Regions from separate parts of the Homo sapiens genome. Here region 2 is linked to region 1. A link is a contact called in ENCODE Hi-C or POLR2A ChIA-PET data. All regions are on one chromosome and are shown on one strand. The core of a region is the stretch at or near the end of the contact, and the rest is flanking DNA. Distances in the headings are between cores, read along the strand shown. Region 1 overlaps LOC102724497 (a long non-coding RNA gene). Region 2 overlaps HK2 (hexokinase 2).

Region 1 (4,559 bases), core at 717-3,216:
GAGTGATACATTTTGCAGGGGAAATCTTCACAGAAGTGGTGACGTTGAAGCTGTCTTAAAAACCAAGTAGCTATTTGTCAAGTAGGCAGCACCAAGAAGAGGAAAGTGGACAGGGGGGCACTTTAAGAAGAGGGATCAGCTTGTAGCAAAGCTCAAAAACAGGAAATGACCTGGAAAAGCCCACTGGGATTAGACTGTGAAAGGCTATATAGGGAGTTGGACAATCATGCATCATTGGAATCTTTTTGGTAGGAGAGTCACAGGATCAGATTGGTTGGGTGGACTAATGATTTTATAGTGTCTTTTGGAATAATGTTTTATCTTCTTCATTTATTATGGCTACAACTTACTCTTTTTTTTTTTTTTTTGAGATGGAGTCTCACTGTGTCATCCAGGCTGGAGTGCAGTAGTGTGACCTCAGGTCACTGCAACCTCTGCTTCCCAGGTTCAAGCGATTCTCCTGCCTCAGCCTCCTGAGAAGCTAGGACTACAGGCATGCGCCACCACACCCAGATAATTTTTGTATTTTTAGTAGAGACGGGGTTTTGCCATGTTGGCCAAACCTGACCTCAAGTGATCCTCCCGCCTAAGCCTCCCAAAGTGCTGGGATTAAAGCTGTGAGCCACCGCGCCCGGCCAATTTGATCTTAATTCTCCACCAGTTGCATCTTACTCCCTATTTTATTACCCTAGTGTAGTGTATATTTGTGCCACCTATTTAAATCCTCTTGGGAAGGAGACAAGAAATAAACACCTACTTACTTATAAATACATGAGGACGTACACCATATAGGTGGCATGCAGATCAGGGAAGAGAAGATGTCAAGAGAGACCAGGAAGAGGGCATTGGAGAAACAGACAGAGTAGTAAAGAGATGGGTCACAGAAGCCAAGAGGAGAGAGCATTAGAAAGAGGGAGCAGCTGGCTGGCAGCATGTCACATGTTGCCAAGAGGTTAAATTGGATGAAGACTAAAAAAAGGCCTTGGGATTGAGCGATGAGAAGGTCACCAGGGACCACAAGGACACTTCATTGCCCTATTGCATCAGACACAAATGAGAGATGAAGAAGTGGAAGCAGCAAGGACAGACATACAAGTTCAAGAAATTTGTAAGCAGGAAGAAAAAAGAACCGTGGATTAAGTGAGGGGAGGAGGCTTTTATTTTCTTGTTTTGTCTTGTGGTTTTTAGGGAGTGGATGCAAACACAGATGGGAAGGTAAGCTTCAACAGGACACTGCCAGGAAGAAGCATGAAGAAAGAGATAAACCCAGAGGCGGAATGAACCCTTTGGCAGTGGAGATATCTGACCATGGAGATGGTGAGAAAGCTCAAATCTCAGTTCTGGCTTTCCTTTGCATTTATAGCTGAAGGACTGACATGTGCATGGTGATTGGAGGAACCCAAGAAGTGAGTTTCTATCCTTTCCCCTACAGAAATACTGTGGGAGGCATTGCTCCAGAGGTAGACTCCTGGCACTCCTATTCCTGCCCCGCACCCTCACACACACTCAGTGCACGTCCCCAGGGACAGTCCCTTCTCTGGGCCTTATTTTTCCTGCCTGAGGCTCCTGGTGGGAGTGATGCTACCTTGGGGGAGTCTCAGGAGAGGAAGTGGAGCACACAGGCAGGAGGGAAAAAAGGAGGGAGGCAGGAAGAGCATAAACCAGGGCTCGGCTATGCCAGCTCAAGGCTCAGGAATTCCATATTCTAATTCCAGCTTCTCTTAAAGGGCTGGGTTCTCTCTGATTGATGGATAATTCCTGTTCTGCCTATTCTGCAATCATGCTTCCATTTCCATTCCAAAGATGAACCCAAAGAAACTTGTATCCAAAAAAAGGCTTAAAAAGTAGTGGTGACTCGGAAGGGCGAGGCCCGTGGCTGCTGGCAGCATATATGTCATGCCACCTATTCCTGCGTGCTTACATAATCGCAGTGCAACCGTGACTCACAGCCCGACAGCCAAGCTGAAACGTGATTAAGTCCTACAACCCTTCTGCCTGGAGCAGGGCAGGGCATGCTGTTTAACCCCTCTGCTGCCACAGCCTGGTGAGAAGGTAGTGCCCTTCGGTAGAAGAGCTCCTCCAGATGGATGAGTCCAACGCATTGGGAAAGGACCCCTGACCTGCATAAATACTTCTCTGAGACAGCAGCAAAAGGTCTTTCATTCCACAGATACAAATATTCCTGGGAGAGGTGACACATGGAATCCCTGCGTTTTAAAGCTGAGAAAACTTTAGACTTACCCAAGTTGAGTCATCCCCTTTAACAGACGAGGCTACCGAGGCCCAGTATCTAGTGAGAGATTAGTGACCACTCAAGGTCACAATGTGAGATAGCAGCAGAGTGGGGACTTGAACCTGGGTCTCCTGGCAGCAAGTCCAAAATGTGGTAGCCCTGACAACCCATTGAGAAGATTGCCCCTCTATATTCCAGGCTGCCAGCCAAGTGGTTCCGCACTTCACAGTAGCCTGCGTGCACCTGCTGTCTTCATACAGCCCTAGCAAGAATGACCCCAAAAGGGTTGTTCCTTAATCTCCAAGCTCCACTTAAAAGTCTCACAACTGGAGTTCTGGGGAGAACAGTATTTGGATTCAGGTCGAATCTCCAGCTCTGGAGTCTGTCCACATGGATGTGGTTGTGTCTGACACTTCCTAGCTCAGTGACTTTGAGCATCTATTTGAGTCTCAGTCACCTCATCTGTGAAATGGGGATAAAAACAGTAGTGCTGTTGTGAAATCATTGAAATAATTTGTCAGAGGTGCCTGTCACAGTGCCTGGCATGCAGTAAGTGCTCACAAGTGGTAGCTGCTACTCCAGTGTTAGAAGCACGGCTGCCTTCACGAACGACAGGGAGTTCCCGCTGGAAGCACTCAGAGAATGCTGCCTTCAGGCTGACCCCCAACACTCACAGGCTTCATGATAATCTCAGTGCAGAGCTTCTCTATAAAGACCTCAAAGCTCCACCAGCCAGCTAGACACTGTGTGACCTGAATCCTGTCCAGGCCCCTGCCTTGCTGTTGCTGACATCCAGATGAAAAGATCTGGATTGCCACATCCTACCTGGTGTTATCTCTGGCAGTGGCAGCAAAGGATTGTCTGATGGGGAATGGCTCCACAAAAGGTTAAAATGCCATCCCCTTCCCCAAATGTCTGTCCTGGTTTCACTTAATAACCAAATGATTCTGTCATCCAAGGGTTCATCTAGATAAATGATTGCAAACAAATCTTTTATTTTTATAATTGTCCTATTGAAACATGTTTAAAGCCTGTATTCTAGGGGAAGGGAAGCTATAAATATTAACAGTAGTGAGAGAAGCACTGGACTGGGGACAGCAGGAAGAGGGGAAGGGAGGGTGAGGGGATGGCTTGAAAATAGAGAAGAAAGTAAAAGCCTGCACACTGAATGGTTAGACCCCCTCACCCTTCCCCTGCTTATTTCCAAGAATGCTGGCAATCAGGTTCATATCCTCCAGCAAAGAGACTAGAGAATCTTAATCTGGAAAATTGAATCATACTGGAAGAAAGCCATACAGATCCTACAGATACTGACATTTGGAAGTGTCTCAGTGCAAAAATCCTGTCATTGCACAAATGTACTGTAGCAGTTGGCCTCAACCCTATCAGACTCAACACCTTCTTTTTTGTTGTTGTTTTTTAACAGCTTTATTGAGGTATAATTGATATTCAGTAAAGTGCTCATGATTAAGATGTGCAATTTGGAAATTTTTGACATATGCATGCACTCATGAAATGATCACCAAAATCAAGATTTAAAAACACAGCCATTCCCCAGAAGTTTCCTTGTGCCATTCATTGCCATTCTCTGTCCCAGTTTCCATTCCCAGGCAATCACTGATCTTTTGGTCACTATAGGGTTAGCTTACATTTTCGAGAATTTTATAAAAATTGAATTATATGACATTTGAGATGGAGTCTCCCACTGTCACCCAGGCTGCAGTGCAGTGGCATAATCTCTGCTCCACTGCAGCCCTCACCTCCCACGTTCAAGCAATTCTGCTGGCTCAGCCTTCCAAGTAACTGGAATTACAGGCACCCACCACCACACCCGGCTAATTTTTGTATTTTTAGAAGAGACATAGTTTTGCCCTGTTGGCTAGGCTGGTCTTGAACTCCTGACCTCAAGCCAGGAGGTCAGGCTCGATCATCAGGTCAGCTGATCTGCCTGCCTCACCCTCCCAAAGTGCCGGAATTACAGGCATGAGCCACCAGGCCCGGCCAATATGTCCTCTTTTTGTCTGGCTTCTTTCAGTCAGCATAATTATATTTTGAGATTTGACCATGTTGCAGGTACCTTCAACTTTCTTTTTAAAGCAAAAATATTGAAATACCTCTTTTACTATGTGAAATTAAATTCATAGTTAAAATAATCAACCTACACATTATTTTCTTTAAATTATAATGTCCTTACGAAGGAGAAAAAAAAGGAAAGTAGTTCACGGCCCAAGATGGTTTACTAAGTAGGCACATGGGCAGCATACCTGGGAGACATAATGAAACAGTTAGATGCTTTCATTTTTTACAATGAACAGTCCAACCTTAA
Region 2 (4,559 bases), core at 1,504-4,003, 120 kb before region 1:
CGCATGATGTCCTCAGGGATGGCATAGATCTGATTCTCCATCTCCACCTTCTGGAGCCCATTGTCCGTTACTTTCACCCAAAGCACACGGAAGTTGGTCCCTCCAAGATCCAGAGCCAGGAACTCTCCGTGTTCTGCAGAGAAAGGAAGGGCCACTATTAATTTTGGGCAAAATTCTTCCAGGAACCAACCGAGACTTAAAACTCCAAGTCCCTCCAGGAATATCTGTGGGTAAGGGGCGGCCAGTGGGATTCACTCCTCTACAGACATTACATATAGTCTAATTTCATGCTATACACCTTTACATTATTATTTTTTTAATTCTCAGAGCTTTATTAAAACTGGAAACTCACAGGGCTGTTTTTTTTTTAATCCCTCACTCCCTTCCCATCCTTTCCTCTGAGTCTCCAAAGTCAATTGTATTATTCTTATGCTTTTGCATCCTCATAGCTTAGTTCCCAATTATGAGTGAGAACATATGATGTTTGGTTTTCCATTCCAGAGTTACTTCACTTAGAATAATGGTCTCCAATCCCATCCAGGTTGCTACGAATGCCATTAATTTGTTCCTTTTTATGGCTAAGTAGTATTCTGTCGCATATACATTACTTTTATAATTCAATCAACAATATAAGACAGTTTCGCATCCAACGATGTGCTCACCCCCTCCTGAGAGCCGACTACCTCCTCAGTGCTTTCAGCAAGCCCCATGCCAGGGGTGCATGCCTCCATCCTGTTCCTCATACCCCCAGAACACCAAATTGCAAGCACGGTATTAAATTTACTTTCTAATGTTTGCATATTATGTTTGCATATTGCAATTGCAGTACTAAATTTACTTTCTAATGTTTGCATATTATGAGGGCCATGTCCTGCAGCAAGACCAGAGGGGTCATGTGATGGAGTGGAATGAGGACCAACACATTGAGGCCTGGTGAATAAGGCAAGCAGGTGCCCCCTCAAAGGATCTCAGGCTTATCAGAATGCAAGAGAATGCTGACCCCAGAGCATGTATGTACGACAAGAGTCAGGCCACTGAAGCAACAGAAAAGCTGTGGGGGAGCAGGAAAGAGGATGAGTGAGACTCCAGAAAGGAGCCACAGACACAGATGGGTGAAGACTGTCATGTGTCACTGGGAAGGTGCAGTTCCTACCCTCCAGGAAACAGCAGTGTAGACAGGAAACATCCAGATCCTGGGTGATAATACCACCGACTATGGGGAAGGGCCCCATTGTGTGGCACAGAATGAAAGTGCTGAAGAGGCGCGGAACCTGCAGCAGGGCAGGGGCTGGCGGAGCAGGCAAGGCGCATCCGCAGGTGACTGCCCCAACTGCGAGCAGCACCGCCAGTCTTCTGCTGCCCTGCCACAACCTTCTCAAAGGATACAAGGATACAAGGCAATTTCCTGGGGGGTTCACTTATTGGCATGTTTGTCAACACTCAACCCCTTTCCTGGTGGGAGAACAGCACTGAAGTGAAGCGGAATGGGTCAGAGGTCAGGGAGATGCTCTGACTCAATAACCCAAGAATGTTTGTTTTACACCCAGGTGCACTCAGCACCTCCAGCACTTAGGCCCTGAGAAAAGTCACATCTGACCAGCTCCCTGAGAACACCACCCACAGTCCCTAGGGTCCCAAGAGGGAAAACGGTAGACATCATCCACCAGAGACCACACAACCAGAAGTGTGTCAGGCGATGTGACACACGGAGACTGGCTCTGGAGCCCACATCACCTGCTCCAGAACCCCGGCCACTATTTAGCAGAGGCAAGTTCCTGAGCCTCTGAGCCTCAGCTGCTTCATCTCTAAAATGGGAACATTGCATCTCATTGGGTTGCTGTGAGGGGAAAAATTAGACACACAAGTGTGGTGCAGGACCAAGAACTCAGGACACACTCAGTAAGTACTAGGTACTCTCTCTCCGGGCTCTAGGCAGACCCTGTCCCACAGCCTCACTTGACTCTTCCAGGCCAACGAAAGCAGAAGGGATTGCAGAAACCTGTCCAAGAAAAGTCACTGGAATTGGCTCCAGTGACGGCAGCATTCCTCCTTAGGGGCACTAATTTTCCATTTCCTGCCCAGTGACTAGAGGTGGCCCCACCACTAGCTACAGCTGCGGGCTAGCTACAGCAACATCGCCCTCATCTGGGGTTAGCCTGCCTGCCTCATGGCCATGGGTGGCTTTTCCAGACACTCCAGCTCTGAGCCTTCCCTGGTAGTGGGAACTCAGCCAAATTCTAGGAAACACAACGTGGTGGCTGTCATGAGGGATGAAAGGGATATCAAAGATGAAATGCCTCATCAGCACTCTCAAGTCCAGGATACACGCGATCCGCTGAATCAGTGACCACAGGGGACCGAGGTGGCGAGGCTGCCCCTGGTGGGTCATCATCCGAGGCCAGCCCAGCTGGACTCAGAGGCCACAGCTCCACCAAGAACGGGTGGTGTGCAGGATTTTCTGATGGACTGAAGGGAAAACACAAATAATAAAGTATTGCTGATGAACCTGTTCCCAGGAAGGAGGTCCTCTCTTGCTTTGCTTACAGGACTCCTCTGGAACACACATTCCCTGACACCCCTCCTCCCTGCAGCCCTCCTCCACACACATAGGAAGCCACAACCACCATAGCCAATGACTGCATTCCTTCCAAGTCCGGAATCTGAGGCAGGCCTAGCACTGTGACTCGGCAATCCTGAGACGGGCCCTCTCGTAACGCCCACGCATGGTTACGTGCCCATGCCAGAGCAGTGGTTAGGCACTGGACCTTAGACAGGTAGGCAGGCCTCATTTTGAATTCCAGCTCAGCAGCTTCACTACCTGTGTGGTGTGGGCACATCACAGGGCTCTCTGAGCATGTCACCTCACCTGTAGAACAGGATTCATAATGCTGACATCTCCCAGCGGTTGTGATGCTTACGTGAAACATGGACTATGTTGTATGTGAACATATAGAAACACACAGGCTGGGTGTGGTGGCTCATGCTTGTATTCCCAGCACTTTGGGAGGCCAAGGCGGGCAGATTACTTGAGGTCTGGAGTTTGAGACCAGCCTGGTCAACATGGTGAAACCCTGTCTCTACTAATAATACAAAAATTTGCCGGGCATGGTGGCGTAGCCCTGTAATCCCAGTTACTTGGGAGGCTGAGGCAAGAGAATCACTAGAACCCAGGAAGTGGAGGTTGCAGTGAACTGAGATCTCGCCACTGTACCCCAGCCTGGGCAATAGAGCCAGACTCTGTCTCAAAAAAAAAACAAACAAATGACAACAACAACAAAGAAGAAACACAGTAAATTATTCCTCCGTTAATAGATCCTATCAAGGTACTTGTTCCCTTTCTCCCTGTCAAGGCCATGGAGGTTTGTGGCATGCTCTGGTGTCCAGTAAGGCAGGACAGAGGTTTGGTATAACTATAAGTTGGCATTAATTTGTGGGTGCCAAAAAATGGCATGTCCAGAGTAGCTACAACATAGGGCTCACGTGACATGGCTATAAACGCACAGCAAATACCATTGCCAAGGACTTTCTTTCGTTCTTAAGAAGGTCAGATCTGTTTCCAAAAGGGCTCTAGTGGCTCTAGTGGCACTGTGGAGGGCTGGGATAGCACAAGGAAGCAGCTCAAGGGCTGCTGCCACAGTTGAGCTGAGCAGCAGTGAGGGCATGAGCTCCAGGGCCATGTAGGGTGGCCAACCATCCCAGTTTGCCCAGGATGGAGGGGTTTCCTATGACATGGGACTTTCAATGCCAAAACTGGGAGAGGCTCAGGCAAATCAGAACACTGGACTGTATTTGATCCAACCTTAGAGCCTCTGGCTCTTCCTTGTCACTCAATGCCTGAGGCATGCAGCCGTAAACTTGGAGGTGGGTCAAAGTCACAAACGCATACTTTCACATTCAGTTCCTGAACCAGCCCTATATTTATAACTTAATGCCCCTAAAGGGACCTGCCCTTTCTGCCCTACAATATCATTTCCAGTGGCCCCAGGTAACTGCACTGAACATTCCAATCATCCTCTATGGGGTGACTCTGGGTTGAGGGGATCTTGTTTTTTTCCTTTAGTTTTCAAGCACCTGCTAGCACACAACAGTGGACTGCTCTGAGAATGTATGGCATATACTCCAAATGAAACGAGGACCGAAAAGATACATCTCCAAGTCCTAAGCAGGTAATGTAGCAAGACACAGGTCTCAAGGCACGTATTTTCCATGTACCCGGAATCGCCATGATCACTACCACACCTGGCAGCCTCTTTTTAAACCCCAGGATTCCAATTACTCCATTACAATGCAATGCCGGCCACCATTCAAGAGCTCAGCCATACAGAAGTATTCAATACTCCGTGTCATTAAAGGCACTGAATCACAGTTAACGCTGGTGTCTGGTACAGACTAGGAATGGAGTGATCTGATCTTCTACATCATTTGTTTTCAAACCATTTTAAGCAACAGAATGCTTATTTCCAAATAAAATTGGTGGGCCAAATGCCACAACGTAAAATAGAGAAAAACAGAGCTGCTCCAACTGAAGGGAGGGGTGTGGAACACGTAAAACACATGAC

What was found. A loop is a pair of places that touch in the nucleus more often than their neighbours do. ChIA-PET counts read pairs that join two places held with the same protein, here RNA polymerase II (POLR2A). Pooled maps may share reads with other maps.
Region 2: a loop to region 1 is called in a pooled map, with 1.8 times the contacts of the local background. The contact joins two enhancer-like sites. A Hi-C loop is called at or near these places in 2 of 50 pooled maps. POLR2A ChIA-PET finds 5 or more read pairs at or near these places in 3 of 52 experiments (AG04450, MCF 10A and Panc1).

What each region holds. Positions count from the first base shown.
Region 1 is chr2:74,738,283-74,742,841 of GRCh38, reverse strand. The region is part of intron 2 of LOC102724497 (a long non-coding RNA gene); the gene reads right to left. Among named protein-coding and RNA genes, the nearest start is that of SEMA4F, 86 kb to the right of the region's middle. RefSeq lists an enhancer at 1,450-2,649. Within about 2 kb of position 1,966, at least 10 of the 41 ENCODE cell types and tissues checked have a DNase peak (open chromatin) inside an H3K27ac peak, as active enhancers do.
Region 2 is chr2:74,863,210-74,867,768 of GRCh38, reverse strand. HK2 (hexokinase 2) reads right to left here. Exons shown (of 18, transcript NM_000189.5): 3 at 1-133. Among named protein-coding and RNA genes, the nearest start is that of HK2, 31 kb to the right of the region's middle. Within about 2 kb of position 2,753, at least 6 of the 41 ENCODE cell types and tissues checked have a DNase peak (open chromatin) inside an H3K27ac peak, as active enhancers do.